Linked DNA regions of Homo sapiens: region 1 is linked to region 2. The links are chromatin loops, found by intact Hi-C in ENCODE. Cell type or tissue: Caco-2. All regions are shown on one strand.

What was found. Peaks named below come from ENCODE experiments on the same cell type or tissue, not always from the same donor. Only the 100,000 strongest peaks of a DNase experiment are listed, where the experiment ranks them.
Region 1: a loop joins it to region 2, with 3 times the contacts of the local background. A loop is called at or near these places in 2 of 110 quality-filtered maps.

Annotation. Positions count from the first base shown.
Region 1 is chr2:176,381,586-176,389,585 of GRCh38, forward strand. No RefSeq gene overlaps it. Among named protein-coding and RNA genes, the nearest start is that of MTX2, 120 kb to the left of the region's middle. In Caco-2, CTCF peaks have their summits at 4,461 and 4,668; no DNase peak of the experiment used is centred here.
Region 2 is chr2:176,123,493-176,131,492 of GRCh38, forward strand. HOXD9 (homeobox D9) reads left to right here. Exons shown (of 2, transcript NM_014213.4): 1 at 1-93; 2 at 442-1,445. The coding sequence ends at 683. HOXD8 (homeobox D8) reads left to right here and starts at 6,213. Exons shown (of 2, transcript NM_019558.4): 1 at 6,213-7,451; 2 at 7,825-8,000. The coding sequence starts at 6,875. It overlaps LOC100129455 (a long non-coding RNA gene), which reads right to left and starts at 7,036. Exons shown (of 1, transcript NR_187615.1): 1 at 4,333-7,036. In Caco-2, a CTCF peak has its summit at 3,726 (motif pointing right); DNase peaks (open chromatin) are centred at 3,726, 6,168 and 6,965; H3K4me3 peaks cover 1,635 bases; H3K27me3 peaks cover 1,447 bases.

The DNA.
Region 1 (8,000 bases), 260 kb after region 2:
AAGCCATTTGGGAAGTTGGAATCAGACAGAGACATTGATGTTTTAGGAAACTACTTAGAAAAAACACAGAGAACAGAAATCCAAAAATAACAATGAAAGAAATAATAATATATCTTATTCTTTTTGTGTTAACCTGATTTTATGTGCCCCATTGCAATTTTTAGAGTTGATTTTTCCTAACTTTGGCATTTCTCATCACATAAAGGGATAGGATTGTCTGATGCCCTTTCATATAGGAAAAGGCCCACCTGATCCAGTCTTAGTCAGATATGTGCACTGGACTGAGTAGACACTAGCAGTGATGGCCTGCTGTAAGCCACCTGCCTTTGGTGTAGTGGGTGGGGCAGGGGATGGAGATGGGTAACAATGCCTTAGCCAAAGCTCAGCCTTTGAAATTAATCAGATCTGGGCTCAAATCTCAGCACCACTACTTCCTAGTCATATGACTTGGGGAAGTCAGTTTCCTCATTTGTAAAAAGAACATACTAATGTTTATCTCAGAGATGCTGAGCTGGTTAAGTGTAACAAAAACAGTAGTAGTCTCTTCTCTCATTGTTGTCTATTTTTCTTTGGTCTTTAATGCCGATTGACACATCCAGGAATCACAGAAATGGTCTTGGCTTTTTTTTTTTTTTTTTTTTTTTTTTGAGATGGAGTCTCGCTGTGTCACCCAGGCTGGAGTGCAGTGGCACAATCTCGGCTCACTGCAACCTCCACCTCCTGGGTTCAAGCTATTCTCCTGCCTCAGCCTCCCAAGTAGCTGGAACTACAGGCACCTGCCACCATGCCCAGCTAATTTAACACAGATTTCTGAGTACCTATTGTGTGAGTCAGGCACTGCCAGGCTACGTAGGGACATAAAAACCAATTCTAGTGAAGTTCTTGTGGTTATGTGATTTCTAGATAATTAGGGGGAGACTAAAAGTTAAATCTCAATTTTATTTTGAAATCAGTTTCTGATTTCCTGATGCATAATGGGAAACAATAGGATTCAAGGTATACTAAAACCCCTCAGAATGTCCAAGAATTACAGTAGATAGCCAAATAATTTCCTTAGCCGCAAATATATTCCATGATCTGGAAATGAATTATACATGATAATTTTTGATTAATTCCTCTTGGCATTTTTACTATAAATTAATTTCTTAATTTAAACAAATGCTTAATCAGAGGTGTTCTGTGCTCTTCACAGGTACTGAGATATAAAAAGATATATACATATTCTGCATTCCCCCAATTGTTTATAATTTTATTATTTTAATTGATGGCTTTAAAAAATAATTTGTTCAGATCAGTGCAATATTCTGTGCCTTTCTGAGATTTACTCTATTGTAAGGAGTAAAACCCTCAAACATACATGTAAACAGAAACGCTTAACACCAAACACCACACAGCAAATAAACCCACTCAAAATTTTCCATCTCTAAGTATAAGCACCTTATTGACAATCTCTTCTTTCCCTATGTTAAATATAAGTGAGGTGTGTACTTAGCCCCTTGTCATTGTAGTCTTGTTAGAAATGCATCTAGACTCCCATAGAGGTGACTTTCTTCCTGTTTCACACAAGTTACTATAAAATGTGAACTATCATGGTTTTGCATTATATTGACTCAAGGGTATTTAACAAAAATAAAAGCATCAACTCACATGCATGTCTTTCTACTTTAGGCAAGGGCAAGATTATCATTGTGCTTTTCCCACTGTATCAGATCTACTGCTCTCTGCCTAAGCACTAATGGTCTCAGTGACATTGAACAGATGAATTATTTCAAATTTAGTTTCTCATCTGTAGATTCAATTGTGGTGTCCTCTTATGATGTGAGCTGGTAGAGCTACCAGACAAAATATAAGATGCCCAGTTAAATTTGAATTTTAGATAGAGGATGAATATATTTTTAGTATAAGTATATCCCAAGTATTGCATGAGGCATACTTATACTAAAAAAATTCAGTCTTTATCTGAAATTCAAATTTAACTGATGTTCTGTATTTTTTAATTGTAACTAAAGAAATTATATTGTAAATTATAAGTTAAAATTTTGTAATTAAATTGTAAATTATAAATTAAAAATTGTATTGTAAATCGACAAGTTATAACCATATATATTTATGGGGTAAAAGTGATATTATGATATATGCATAAAAAATGGAATAATTAAATCAAGCTAATTAACATACCCATCACCTTACTTATCATTTTTTGTGGTGAGAACATTTGACATTTACTCTCTTATTAATTATGAGATATACAACAAACAATTAATAACTATAGTCATCATGCTGTGAAATAGACCTAAAAAAAAACCCCTTATTTCTCCTGTCTAACCGAAGATGTTCTGTATTTTTATTTCCTAAATCTAGCAACCCTAGTTGTTTGAATTCTTGGAAAGAGAACATTCTCACAATATTTGTACATACCTAGGATGTTTAGTACAGAAGTATGTCTAATCTGTACTAACCTGTGTGTTTGCTTTAGGACAAGTGTTTTAGGACATCAGTGCGTAAACCCTGACTGGAGGCCTTGGTACATCCTACCTGTTCAGCATTAGAACCTTTGGAATAATGAAATAGGAGAAACTACTCTGGGAATGAAAACACCCCCAGGCTGCTTTCCTTTCTGTTGCCCCCAGTCCATAGGGAGTCAGTCACTCTGAGCTGGATTACGGGGCCACTTTCTGCTGTCTGGCTCAGCATGAGACTGGGTGTTTCCATTTCACCTCCAACAGGTCACAATAGGAACAAAGTTGCAAGTCCAAGTTCAATATTTGGCTTCTGTTAAATATTTTACAACTACTCATTTTTCATGCCCAGAGTTTCCTTTTATTGAATTTTGATGTCTGATTCTGTCTCTTCCATAAGAATTAAATCCACTCACACAAAGGTTCAATCTGAAACTTGTTGTGAGGAATTCTCCCCCTTAAGTCTGGGTATCCAGGGCCACTAGCAATGGTATTGTTCTCCTATGTTGCTCCCATTGTAATGAGCTTACAATCCGAATCTTTAGATCTACTGCAAGTTTAATTGAAAGAAGCATTTCAGCACTAAGATCTATTATCCAGTGAATTGAAGGGGAAGTAAGAAACTAATACTGATGCGTGTCTAGGGTCCACAAACATGCCCGATGAACAAGTATGTTAGCTTATAATTTATTTTGAAAAGAGGCTTGAAATACAAAAATGTTAAATAATGCAAAGAGGTTGATATCTATAAAGAAGTCTGACATGTCCTCTAGAGCATGAGCCCTTTTTCCAAATAAGGGTCCACATCTACAAGTGGTCAGTTCTTAATTACATGGGGAAACAGAAGTGATAGGGCGAACATGTCCCATTCTTGGGCCAGCATCTGAGTAGGAGAATTACCATTATCAAAGGCCTACACACTTATCACATGAAGGCAATATGTGTTTTTAAAGGGGCAGGTTGTGCACAGGAGTGCCTCTGCTTAGTGGTGGCTTCTTACTGGTCTGTGAAATTCATATAATTGTTCTAAGAGGTCACTTGGCTATAGTAGGCTGATTTTGGTCTTGACCAAACTGCTGGTCACCTTTACCGAATTGCAAACATGATTTCTACAATTGTTGCCCTTGTTTAGCACATGAAAAATTTTTGTCCAGAAGAAACTTCTTTTAGTCTTCTATATCATCCAGAAAGAGGTCCTTCCACATCCAGATGTTTCAGACAGTGGACTACGTAGGGAATCAACATCTGTTATTGATTGATTTGTGATCTTTCCTCTGCCTTTGTTGAAGGTTTTAGCAAGCAGCAAAATGACCAAAAAGCAAGGGATCAAATTTGACTCAGACTAATAAAAATCTGACCCTTGTCCTAAGCCTCTGGAGTTTTGATTGAGGTTGTGAAACAGTTGTGTTTATGAATCTAGTTAATTGAGCTCTTACTTAGAATGCTTTCACTTATTGCAAACTATTGAAATGCAAGTGCATTTTAGAAGCATCTGTGTACTATATTCATTAAGCTGCATGTGTCTTCCACATGCCAGTGACTTTTGCAAATCCAGGAAAGGCATTCTCCTTCCCAGAACTTGTAGTGGTTCCTAGGATGCTGAAGTCCCATAATTTTATGGATTCTGACGTTAAGTATTTCAAATGCCATCAAGTTGAAATTTGGCAAAACAATTTATATTCTAGATATATTTTTAAAAACTCTCTGTTTGATGTGCTTGGGATGCTATCTAAAATGAGAGTCAGGAATGTGAGAATCCATTTCTGTGACAAGCAGGTGAAGACCATGCCTTTTTAGGGGGTTGTCTTGTAGCAGCAAAGTCCTGGGTAAGTTAAAGACAGGAATGGGAATGTAGTGCAAGTTTCCATCCCTTCCTCCAGCTATTTATGGTCGTTAAGGGCTGAAGGAAGGAAGAAGGTTTCGAGAAGGGGATTTGGAGGAAGAGAGGAAGAGGACACAGGGGGACAGCAGGAGCTGCAGCCACCATGTGGTGACTCTCTTGAATGGCTGCTAGTTACCAGCTTCTGGCATGATTCTTGAGTGAAAGACCTTGAACAAACTTGTTTCTAGTGGCAGAAGTTGAGGAGACATCAGGGGACAATTTGAAGGAGGCTGCAGGTTTGCACAGGCCCTTGGAATACTAAGCTGGCCACAATCAAATAGTAATGTTGGCCAGATATGGTGGCTCACACCTGTAATTCCAGCACTTAGGGAGGGCGAGGTGGGAGGATCACTTGAGCCCAGGAGTTTGAGACCAGCCTGGGCAGCATGGCAAAGCCCCATCTCTACAAAAAATACAAACATTAGCCAGGCGTGGTGGTGTCTGCCTGTGGTCCCGGCTACTCAGGAGGCTGAGGTGGGAAAATCGCTTGAGCCTGGGAGGTGGAGGTTACAGTGAGCCATGACTGCACCACTGCACTCCAGCCTGGGCGACAGGGCAAGACTCTCTCTCTCTCTCTCTCTTTCTCTCTCTCTCTCTATCTATCATCTATCTATCTATCTATCTATCTATCTATCTATCTATCTATCTATCATCATCTATCTATATAAAATGTTACTTAAACCCTTTTGGTCTCCATAGGCTGGTGAGGCCAGTGGTCTGAGATAAGTAATGTAACTTGCAAATAGCCCTGGCCATCATGAGACATCCCAATTTATTGAACATCTTCTGTACTTTTCATCCATATCACCCTTCAAAGGTATCCAAGCTATCTGGGGAACTGATAATAGGCATGTGCAAGACACACTGCTGGCCAGGTGCACCTTTTTGTAAGAATACTATTGACTATAGGAGTTTCAGCCTATCCTTTTAGAACAGTGTTTCCCAAATTTTTTCCAAAGCATAAGAACCTTCTGAGTCATTTGTTAACATACAAATTCCCAGGCCTGTCTCTTGGAGATTCTGATTCAGGAGGTTGGTAGGAGAGTGAGGCAAGGTGGCGAGTGCTGGCATGAGGTCTGAGAATCTGTATTTTTAATGACCACCTCGGGATCTTTATGATCATTAAATTTAGGAGATGTTTACTTTAGATGGGATTAATGTATAAAATGACCTGGTTGGCTGGATTTTGCCCAGCATTTGATGTCTGGGATTTAATGAATAAGTACATCATGTTACCTTATTTATGACTTTTCTTAATTTCATAGATTTTGGTACATTTCTCTTTTAGGCCTTATTAGGTGGGAGTTCAAATCTTTTAAGTCTTTCTTCCGTGAAAACTGCTTCACCCACATGTTTCCAGCCATATCTGGATATTGAGTGCAAGGACCAGAATAGCATGCAGTTTTTCAGATGTTGATGTATTAATTACCATTGCGTTCAGGAGGGTAAGAACAAGCCTTCACCTCTATCCCTTCGCCACTTCCAGACTGCATCTCTTCATCTCTGCATTCCAACCACATAGAACAGCCTCTTTAGAACTCCATGGCCTGCCCATCGGTCTTTTTTCTTCCTTTGCGGAACACCAAATCCTTTCAACCTATCTACATCTACCAAACTCCCACCACTTTTGTTTGTTTGTTTGTTTTTGTTTTTGAGATGGAGTCTTGCTCTGTCTTCCAGGCTGGGGTACAGTGGTATGATCTTGGCTCACTGCAACCTTGGCCTCCTGGGTTCAAGCAACTCTCCTACTTCGGCCTCCTGACTAGCTGCAATTGCAGGCATGCATCACCACATCCAGCTAATTTTTGTATTTTTAGTAGAGATGGGGTTTCACCATGCTGGCCAGGCTGGTCTTGAACTCCTGACCTCAAGTGATCTGCCCACCTCGGCCTCCAAAAGTGCTGGGACTATAAGTGTGAGCCATTGCACTTGGCCCTCCCAGCACTTCTTTTAGCTTACTTGAGCCCAGTCATCTGGGTATGTGCTCTTTTTCCATGTAGCATCATGTGGTTATGTCTAGAAGAGCATTTGCCACATTCCATCAGTTTATTTGTCACCCTGTTAAACTATAAGCTTTGTATTTCCAACAGCAAGCACAGTGCATGGCACATAGTCTGTGCTCAGTACACATTTGTTGAAAGAATGAATGTTTATTTGTTACATTTTCTGATGTCATCCAACATTCATGTGCTTCTTTGTTTGCAGGAACATGGCAGGGGTAGTGTCTGCAGAAAAAGCCCTTGAAGTCTAGGACAAATGAAAGCCCAGATGCTGCAGTTTCACAGGAACATTTTGTATGGCCTCTCCTAAATGTTGACACTCATCTTCCAACTTATATCAAGTCACAGTTGTGAGAGACCTTTGCCCTGTTCTCTCCCTTTGAGCGTTTCACATAGTGAGTGTCTTGGCATCATCTGTATTCTGGGAGCTCTCTCTCTGTTCTCTTGTAGAATACTTATAAAACATCAGATGGCCCCAATTCTGATCTCTATGGAAACTCATTTTTTTTTTACCCAGAAAGATGTTTATTTCTATTTTCTTTTTCTTTTTAGCTCTTATACTTCTCTTTCTTTGATAAAACAACAGGCTTTGAAGAATAGAGGTCTTAAGCTCATTAAGAGCCATTTGGATATGAATGGTTACAAATAGTACATATTTTGTTGGACTGGAATGGGAGAAGAGTCTATAAAAACATATGAACTGGGACTCATACCAAATAACATTATTTTGGGAACCATATTTTATTTTATTTTAATTAAATTAATTAAATTTATTTATTGAAATGGAGTCTCGCTCTGTCGCCCAGGCTGGAGTGCAGTGGCTTGATTTCAGCTCACTGCAACCTCTGCCTCCCAGGTTCAAGCAATTCTCATGCCTCAGCCTCCTGAGTAGCTGGGATTACAGGTGTGTACCACCATGCCCGGCTAATTTTTGTATTTTTTAGTAGAGACAGGGTTTCACCATGTTGGCCAGGTTGGTTTCTAACTCCTGGCCTCAAGTGATCCACCCGCCTCAGCCTGCCAAAGTGCTGGGATTACAGGCGTGAGTCACTGCACCCAGCTGAGAACCATATTTTTAAAAGAAATGGATACTTTCACAATGTGCATGAAAATATCTTTTAAGAATACATGTCAGCCAACTCAACTCAAAGTCCTTCTAAAGGCCTATTAGGTCCTATGTGGTCTGACCCTTGCTACTTCTCTGAACACATCTCCCACCAAATTCCTCTCGCCCACTTGGCTCTAGCCAAATGAGCCTCTCTGCTTTCCTGTTCACTCAGCCTGAATAACTTTCCCACCTGTTTTCCTTCAATCTCTGCTGAAATATCACCTTCTCAGTGAGTTTTCCTTTGGATACGCTATATAAAAACCCACCTCCCCCATCCTGTCTGGCACTATTTAGCTGCCTCTCAGGCTTTATTTTGCTCTAAAGCAGTCATCACCTTCTGAGGTATGTTCCATGTATTTGTGATTGTTTTGTCTGTCTCCCCTGCTTGAAGGTAAACTCCAGAAAGGCTGAGGCTTGTCTGTCTTGTTCACTGCTGTATCTTCAGGACTTAGTCCAGTATCTGGCAACAGACTATGAGATCAATGAATATTTGTCATTCAATATTGAATTTAATTTCTATCATATAGTATTTGTAAAATCTGTATTATTAC
Region 2 (8,000 bases):
CCTCAGCTTGCAGCGACCACCCGATCCCAGGCTGTTCGCTGAAGGAGGAGGAGAAGCAGCATTCGCAGCCGCAGCAGCAGCAACTTGACCCAAGTAAGTGCAAAAGAAATTGCCCCCTGATTTATTGCTGAAACCTGTAAGGCTCGAATGTGCAAAACTGATAGTTTTACTAACCTATAAAAACGTCTAGACGCCTACCCAAGCCTAGGCGAACAACATGCATCCATAAAAAGAGCTTCCCATAACCACCTACCCTGGGCGCTCAGTTAGTACGGTAAACAGAGCGCGAGCATTAAGGCTTTTTATGATAATTCCCCACAAGTTGTGAAAAGCGACCATCCTTGGTGAAATTAATTTAACGACCTCTCTTCCCCACCCTGTGGTCTCTCCCTGCCTCCCCTCCTCTCCTCTCTCCCCGTCTCCAAACCTCCCTCTTTGTAGACAACCCCGCCGCGAACTGGATCCACGCTCGCTCCACCCGGAAAAAGCGCTGTCCCTACACCAAATACCAGACGCTTGAGCTGGAGAAAGAATTCCTCTTCAACATGTACCTCACCCGGGACCGGCGCTACGAGGTGGCCAGGATTCTCAACCTAACAGAGAGACAGGTCAAAATCTGGTTTCAGAACCGTAGGATGAAAATGAAAAAGATGAGCAAGGAGAAATGCCCCAAAGGAGACTGACCCGGCGCGGTGCTGGCGGGAGCGCTCAAGGGCAGCGGATTTGTTGTTGTTGCTGTTTTCCTTTGTGGGTGTTTGGTGCTTGATTTCCAGAAACTCTCCAGCGACTTGGACTTCTTCTTCTTTTTTTTTTTCTTTTTAGATAGAAGTGACTGTGTGGTTGGTCTCTGAGGTATTTGGGGGACTCTGTATTTGCTCGTTTACGTGTTGGAAAAACCAAGTGGCTTTGGGGTTTCGCCCTATCCCACTCCCTCTCTTTCCTGCTCCATTGGTTCCTTAAGAAATGCTATATTTTGTGAGTGCAAGCTGGCTTGGGGAGCCCTCTCTTGTGTAAATGTCCCCCATGTTTCTGAAAAGTGCTGTAGTTTAGTCCCCTCACCCCCAGCACTGCCCAAACAGGGGCCAAGTGCGCCCCAATTCCAAGAATGAAGGCAGAGCGACAACAGTGCGGACACCCCGGCTGCTAGCCCACGGTGAAGCCCGGCGGGGTTGCCCACCAGTTGCGAAAGCCCCCTTTCCTCAGGGAGCACGCGGGACCTCGGTGGAGATCTCCAGTGAGGCTTAGAGGAGCCCAGGGCCTCGGGCGGGTTGGGGTTTGTCCTCAGTGCATTGGACGCGCTGCTCTCTCCCCTGAAGGCTGGGCTCGCGTGGGCGGCCGCGGGTGGTGGCCCTCCCGGTTCCTGCCCGAGGACCAGTTGTAAATGTTACTGCTTCCTACTAATAAATGCTGACCTGATCAAATGGAGCCCAGACGCTGGCCCTAAACATTGTGTGCCTGCTTTCTCTGCCTCTCTGCAAAATATCACACTCAGGATATTTCTCCTCTACCCCTGGGAGTGAGACATTGTTAAAAATTCAGGGCCCTTCCACCTGACAGATCTCTCTGATGTGTCTCTGCCTTCTCTGCCTCACATCCCTTTGTGTAGGCAGATGCAGCAGCACAGACCCTGTGGGGGGACATTGGTGCCTCCCCAAGCCTGGTTCAAGGTCCTCCACGAACTCTGTGCTTGGGCCCAGTGTTAGCCTTGCAGAAGCGCCCAGAAGAGCCAGCAGGCCCCAGAAGCCAGGCACTTTCAGGCTGGGGCTTGGGTACACAGCACCCTAACCTTCCCTGGGCTCCTGAAGCCCCAGATGCCAAACCCCTCTCCAAACAAGGGAAAGGCCAACTCTACACTCTGGAGCAACTGTCCCAGCTCGGTGGGGCTAGCTGGCTCCGGGAGGTCCCAGCTGGTCAGGCTGTGAGCTTCTGCTCCTCCCCACCAAAGCCCCAAAGTGACCTTAGCGATCAAAATGGTCAAGGCTCTCCTCCCCAGCCACCTCCATTTCACCGCCCCCTTCCCCCCACCCAGCTTCTGTGTATGTTTAGCCCCCAGCTTGGCCCTCTGAGGGCTGCATTCAGGGGCTAAAATGAAGGTCATTGTAAGTGAGGGTTTGGGTGAGCACAGCATTTGCAGGCCAAAGAGGCAGCACTGCCAAGTGGCCTGAGCTGGGTGGAAGGTGGGGGCGGTGGCAGAGATCTTGGGGGATCCCAATGAAAGAGGGGACGCGAAGAAAAAGCATAGGGGGGCTGGGAGGGAAAGCCAAGGAAGGCCCAGATCCGGCAGAAGGTGCTGCGCACCCCTGCCACTGTGGCCAGCTGGGTACCTAGGGCTCTTTGAAAACAGGAAGAGCCGAGGTGTCATAAAGCCATCTAGCGGGCCAGACGTCTGGAGGTAATGAGTTTACGACAGGCCCAGTGCTTTGCTTTGAAACCATCTCATTTTGATGTTTGTGTTTGTGGGAGAAAAGGAAAAATGCAGACAAAACTGGGTCTTAAAATCTAGACAATAAAATATAAACAAGACTGCGTTGGACCAAGAAGGCAGGGGCATGGGAGCCCCCAGGTGAGGTGTGAGCACCTAGGAAGTAAACATGAAAGAGGTAGGAAGGAAGAGGTGAATGAATTTCTGATTTTTGAAATGAACCAGGTAATGGAAGTAGCCTAAGGAGATGGCATTTTACAATATTTTGACTATGACCACGGTTTAGCTGGTTCTTTAGAAACAAACAAACAAAAAAATTGGCCTGTTATCTGGGGATAGGGTGGTTAGTGATCTTAGGTCATTTACCCAGGTGAGAGTCTCCCAGAAGTGTGGTTCGCGGGAAAAGATGAAGTTAGATGCCTATTCACAAGAATCTCTGGCCCTCCACTCCAAACTTTGAAGCAAAATGTTGTTGAAATTTATGTCTATTCACTTATAAAAAAATACAATTGTTACACCTAAACTGGAGGAAAGCAGTTTTGAAGATGAGTAAAAAGATTAACCTAACAGGAAACACTTAAGCCAATTGAATAGTCATTGCTTTTAAAAAAAATTCTAGTGGAATGCTTAGTTCAATGACTTTTGATATATATTTTTAAAATCCCATTTATTGTCCATAGAAATTCCAACAAACAGAAGCGCAAAGGGACTTTCCAGACAGCCACTCAGAGATCCAGCAAAAAGCTTTTGATTTGGCTTCGATTCCCCCCAAAATCGGCCACCTAAGTGGGCCCCAAAGCATTAAAGTTACAGTGTTAAAGTAGCAAATATTCATGATTTAATCCTAAAAGTAACAGCTGTAAGAGAAAAACAAAAACATAACAATACTTGATTTCTGTAATTTCTTGGTTGCCAAAGTGTCTGGTTCCTCTGGAAAATAAAAAGCCTCTTGGCAGTTGATATTTAGAAAGTTGTAGGTTTTGTTAAATCTAGCCTGTCCTATAATTGTTTTAAAAGGCACAGCTGGGCGGTTACAGCATGGGGACTTTTGGTGTCTGGCAAAAGAAGGGCTGGAAGCTTTTGGAAAAGACACTACTGGAAGCTGTTGGGAGCACTGATTAGAATATCCTAGGCATACAGGAGCTCCTGCTTGCTGCTCTTGACTTGTTGACAGTCACAGGAATGAAGCATTATTAGTGTCAGCAGTCCAAGCCCCAAATTGAAGAACGAGATTAGAATTGGTTTGAGATGAATAAAAATTAAATTCAGTGGACTGGAGGTGGCATTTGGCCACTAGAGAGCGCTGTTGCTCCACTTTCTGATCTCGTAAAGCTGGAATTGCGGCGGAGAAAGGTTTTGATTAAAAATATTAACAATCTTATTTTTAATCCGAAATTAGGATAATTTTAACCAAAAATAAACAAGGTGTACTATTAATTTCTGTGTTTGCTGGGCATAAAATTTTGGCTCGATCATGGCTTCAGAAACTTTGGACTGTGGCACAGCTGAAACTATAAAACATGATAAATTAATGTATTATATCAAAACAGAAAGCTGTAAAAAGCATAGATCTTTTCTTACTAAGTTAATCGCGCTCTTTTTCTACTCATATTATAAACGGAATGCTTAAATAAATGTTAAAAACTGTTTTGTCCCAAGAGGAAATGTTGTAACGTTTTCTAAATTTGGCCTGAATGTCTATAAATGAATTTTCTAGTGTTCATTTTTCTTTTATTCCCCCGAGGAATCACACAGTTCTACAAGATGCCTGGTATTGTTGAGATCCAGGCTCTTTCATTTTCCCCCCCCCCATTCCATTCCAAAATCCACTCATTTATCCAGGGTTCAAACACACACACACACACACACACACACACACACACACGCCAAACTGAAAAAAAGGGGCACAATTACAAAGGTAGCTCCAAGGCTTTATTGACAATAATAATCTTTTAATTGGGCATTTGCAAGATTGAAGGACAAATCCTTAATTGTCAGAATCAATTCGTTCGCCTTCGGATTTAAAGAAAGTCATTATACTTGGCAATAACCAGCAGAAAAAAAACCCCACAAAAACAAACAGCAACAACAACAAAAAAACCCTTGCTCTCCACCACCCCAAGTCTGCACTCCTTACTAATTTAAAAATTAAATAAAGCATGCCTCTGTCATCTCCAGATTCATTAACGATTCCTTTACCTTTCAGTCATTCCCAGTAGAAATAATTGAGTCGGACATTATCACCTTGCTATGTCTGTCCATCTCGATCTCATTTTCTCCATTTGTAAAAATGATATTTCAGTCCACCCGGACACAAGTCAGGATCGCGCTCGCAGGCTGGGCCAACCCACAAGGAGCTAGGGGTAGCTGAAATCGCTCGCCAGCCTGCAGCATCTCTGAGGCCGTCTGGGGTTTTCGGAAATTTGCATTTGGTGTGGAAAGCCGGCGTGGTGCGTTTAGCTTGAGCAGGGGCGCCTTGGAGGTCTATTTCCAAGGCTGTGGGCCTGGCGCCCTCACGACATTGTACCTATCCCGAAGGAAACGGGGCTCAGTCACCCAAAGAGCCCACGAGAAAGGCCGAGCAGGAGAGGGGAAAACACACACACACAACAGAGAACCATTGCATTTATTGGACATTGAAACGGGAGCAGAGAGGGAAAGGAAGTGTGTGGGGAGGCGGTTGGTAGGGTAAAGCCAGACAGCTTTGGAGAGAGCTGCTAAAATCGGGAATATTTTGTCGATTCACACTCGACTGGGCCACATGACTCGGGCAACTTTTCTTCATCTCTGCTCACAAACTAGGCTGAGCCTTCTCTTTCTCTGCTTTGGGAAAAATTCGTAACTTTGAGGCCTGCGCGCTCTCTCGGCAGTAATTTCACAGGCTTGGCGGAGGAAGTAGGATCGTTAGCATAAGATGGGCCGCCTGCAGCTGCCTGGAACCGGCGCGATCTGAACGCCGGCTGGGAGGCTCCTGGGGGGAACTTGCGGTCGTCTGCCCTCCGCACTCCTCCGGGAACCGCAGCCGGCCCTGGTTCGCTGCGCGCCGGGGCTGAGACCCGGGAGCCGCGTCCTGCCCGAGGAAATGTCACCCTCCCCAGCGCGAGCCCTTTTTCCCGCCTCAGAACGTTTCTGTCCGCTCTTCTATTTACTCTCTCAGCAAGCCTAATGCCCCCTCCTGCATTCTTCAGCCTCCCCCTGCGCCCAGGGCTGACGTCTATCAAGGGTGAAATGATGGAAACTATATTCATGGGCATGATTTCCATTAAATATCAATTAACCTGAGAGCCTCGGCCAGGCTTGCGGTGCGTCAAGGGTAAATGTACATCTCATTTCCACAGGGCCCGCTCGGCTGGAAAAGAAAGGCTTTGATTTGCTTTGATAACGCCAGGATCTGGGGCCACACTCGCGGCTTTTAATTAAACCACTTCGATATGCCCCAACTCAAATGCACGGTCCGGTCCGTCAACACCTCTTGTCCACGTTCCCTGGGCTGCACCCGCGTGTCCAGAGCTGCAAAAGCCACGGGCAACCTCTGCTTTTGCAGCCAGGGGCTCGGGGAGGCAGTCATTTGCTCCGCAGCCTCCTGGGAGTGGCCTCCTTGGCTCCCCCAAGTCTAAGGCTCCGCCGCGGCCCCTCCCTGCCGGCTGCGATCCGCATTCCCGCGGCCCCGGGGCACACGGAGCCCTTGGCAGTGCGTCTTTATGGGCCCCCTTTAAGGCCGGCGGAGGCATCTCGGGCCGGGCGCGGCGCTCCGTCCGTCGGCCGTAGCGACTGAACTGCGCGCGGATCCCTCCGCGGGGCTCCTCGTCCCCGTCACGCTGACTTTCCGTGCAGTGCTGTGGTGCGAAAATGCCTCGCCGGTGCGCACCGGGTCGGCAGCCTCGGCGGCGGGGGCGAGATTGGCGGGAGGGGGGCGCGGGGGGGGCGCGGTAAGAGGTGGCGGCGGGCAGAGGGTGTTTTTTTTCTTTTCCCTCCAGAGCCGGGGTTTGTAAACCGAGGCCAGAGTGTCCCCGTGGGCCGAGCGCACTTTTTTCTTGTCCGGGTGCGCTCAGTCACTGGTGCCTGAGAGGAAACAGTGGAGGCAGCGGGGCAGGTCGCCTGGGGCGTCGGCGATTATATTGCGGCCGAGCCGGGGCGCGCCGGGAAAGGCCGGGAGGGCGGCGGCGCGCGGGGGCTGGGCGAGGCCCCGCGACCCGCGAGGGAGGCGGCGCGAAGCCGAGGCGGCGGGCGCAAGAGCCGGGCATGAGCGCCCAGTAGCTGAGCGCCCGCGGCTGCCTGGCCTCAGAAGCGACGCGCGAGCGCGGGCGGGCGGCAGCAGCGACGTAGCCCGGCGGTCCCGGCGGCGAGAGCAGCCGCCCCACAGGCCCCCGCGGCAGTGCGGCCGAGTCGAGGCTCGCTCTCTGGCTGCTTAGCGCCGCCCGCCCGCCCGGGGCCGCCGCCGCTGACGCCCCAATGAGTTCGTACTTCGTGAACCCGCTGTACTCCAAGTACAAGGCGGCGGCTGCGGCGGCGGCGGCGGCGGGCGAGGCCATCAATCCCACTTACTACGACTGTCACTTCGCGCCCGAGGTCGGCGGCCGTCACGCCGCCGCCGCAGCAGCCCTGCAGCTCTATGGCAACAGCGCCGCCGGCTTCCCGCACGCGCCCCCGCAGGCGCACGCGCACCCGCACCCGTCCCCGCCGCCCTCCGGGACTGGGTGCGGCGGTAGGGAAGGCCGGGGCCAGGAGTACTTCCACCCCGGCGGGGGCAGCCCGGCCGCTGCCTACCAGGCCGCCCCCCCTCCTCCTCCGCATCCTCCGCCTCCGCCGCCACCTCCCCCCTGCGGCGGGATTGCCTGTCACGGGGAGCCCGCGAAGTTTTACGGATACGATAACTTACAGAGACAGCCGATTTTTACGACCCAGCAAGAGGCCGAGCTGGTACAATATCCTGACTGTAAATCGTCCAGTGGTAATATTGGCGAGGACCCAGACCACTTAAATCAGAGCTCGTCTCCTTCTCAAATGTTTCCGTGGATGAGACCACAAGGTTGGGATGCATTTTTTTTTTAAGAAGGGAGAGGGGGAGAAATCTGCTTTCATCTCACGTTCTGGCTTTAAAACTCCCGTTCCCTCTCCCCCTCCTTTTCCTTCTTGTGTAGCCACAGTGGCTCTTATTCATAAAGTAATACAGACTTTTTTTAAAAAAGTAGGAACCATGTAAAGATGATGGGGACAGAATAATTGTGAAGACCTCTCTGCTCCTCTTGCCTGCACACCCTATATATATATATCGGAGCTAAAGAGCTCTGTGTATATTTCACCCCGTAGACCCCCGTTCCACAAACCTCCAGCAACATGCAGAGGTACCATAACATTTTTAAAACTTTTATTCCCCCCCCCTTTTTTTTTGTTTTAATCAGCAGCTCCTGGTAGACGAAGAGGAAGACAAACCTACAGTCGCTTCCAAACTCTAGAGTTGGAAAAGGAATTTCTTTTTAACCCCTATCTGACCAGGAAAAGAAGAATCGAGGTTTCCCACGCCCTAGCCCTCACCGAGAGACAGGTAAAAATCTGGTTCCAGAACAGGAGAATGAAA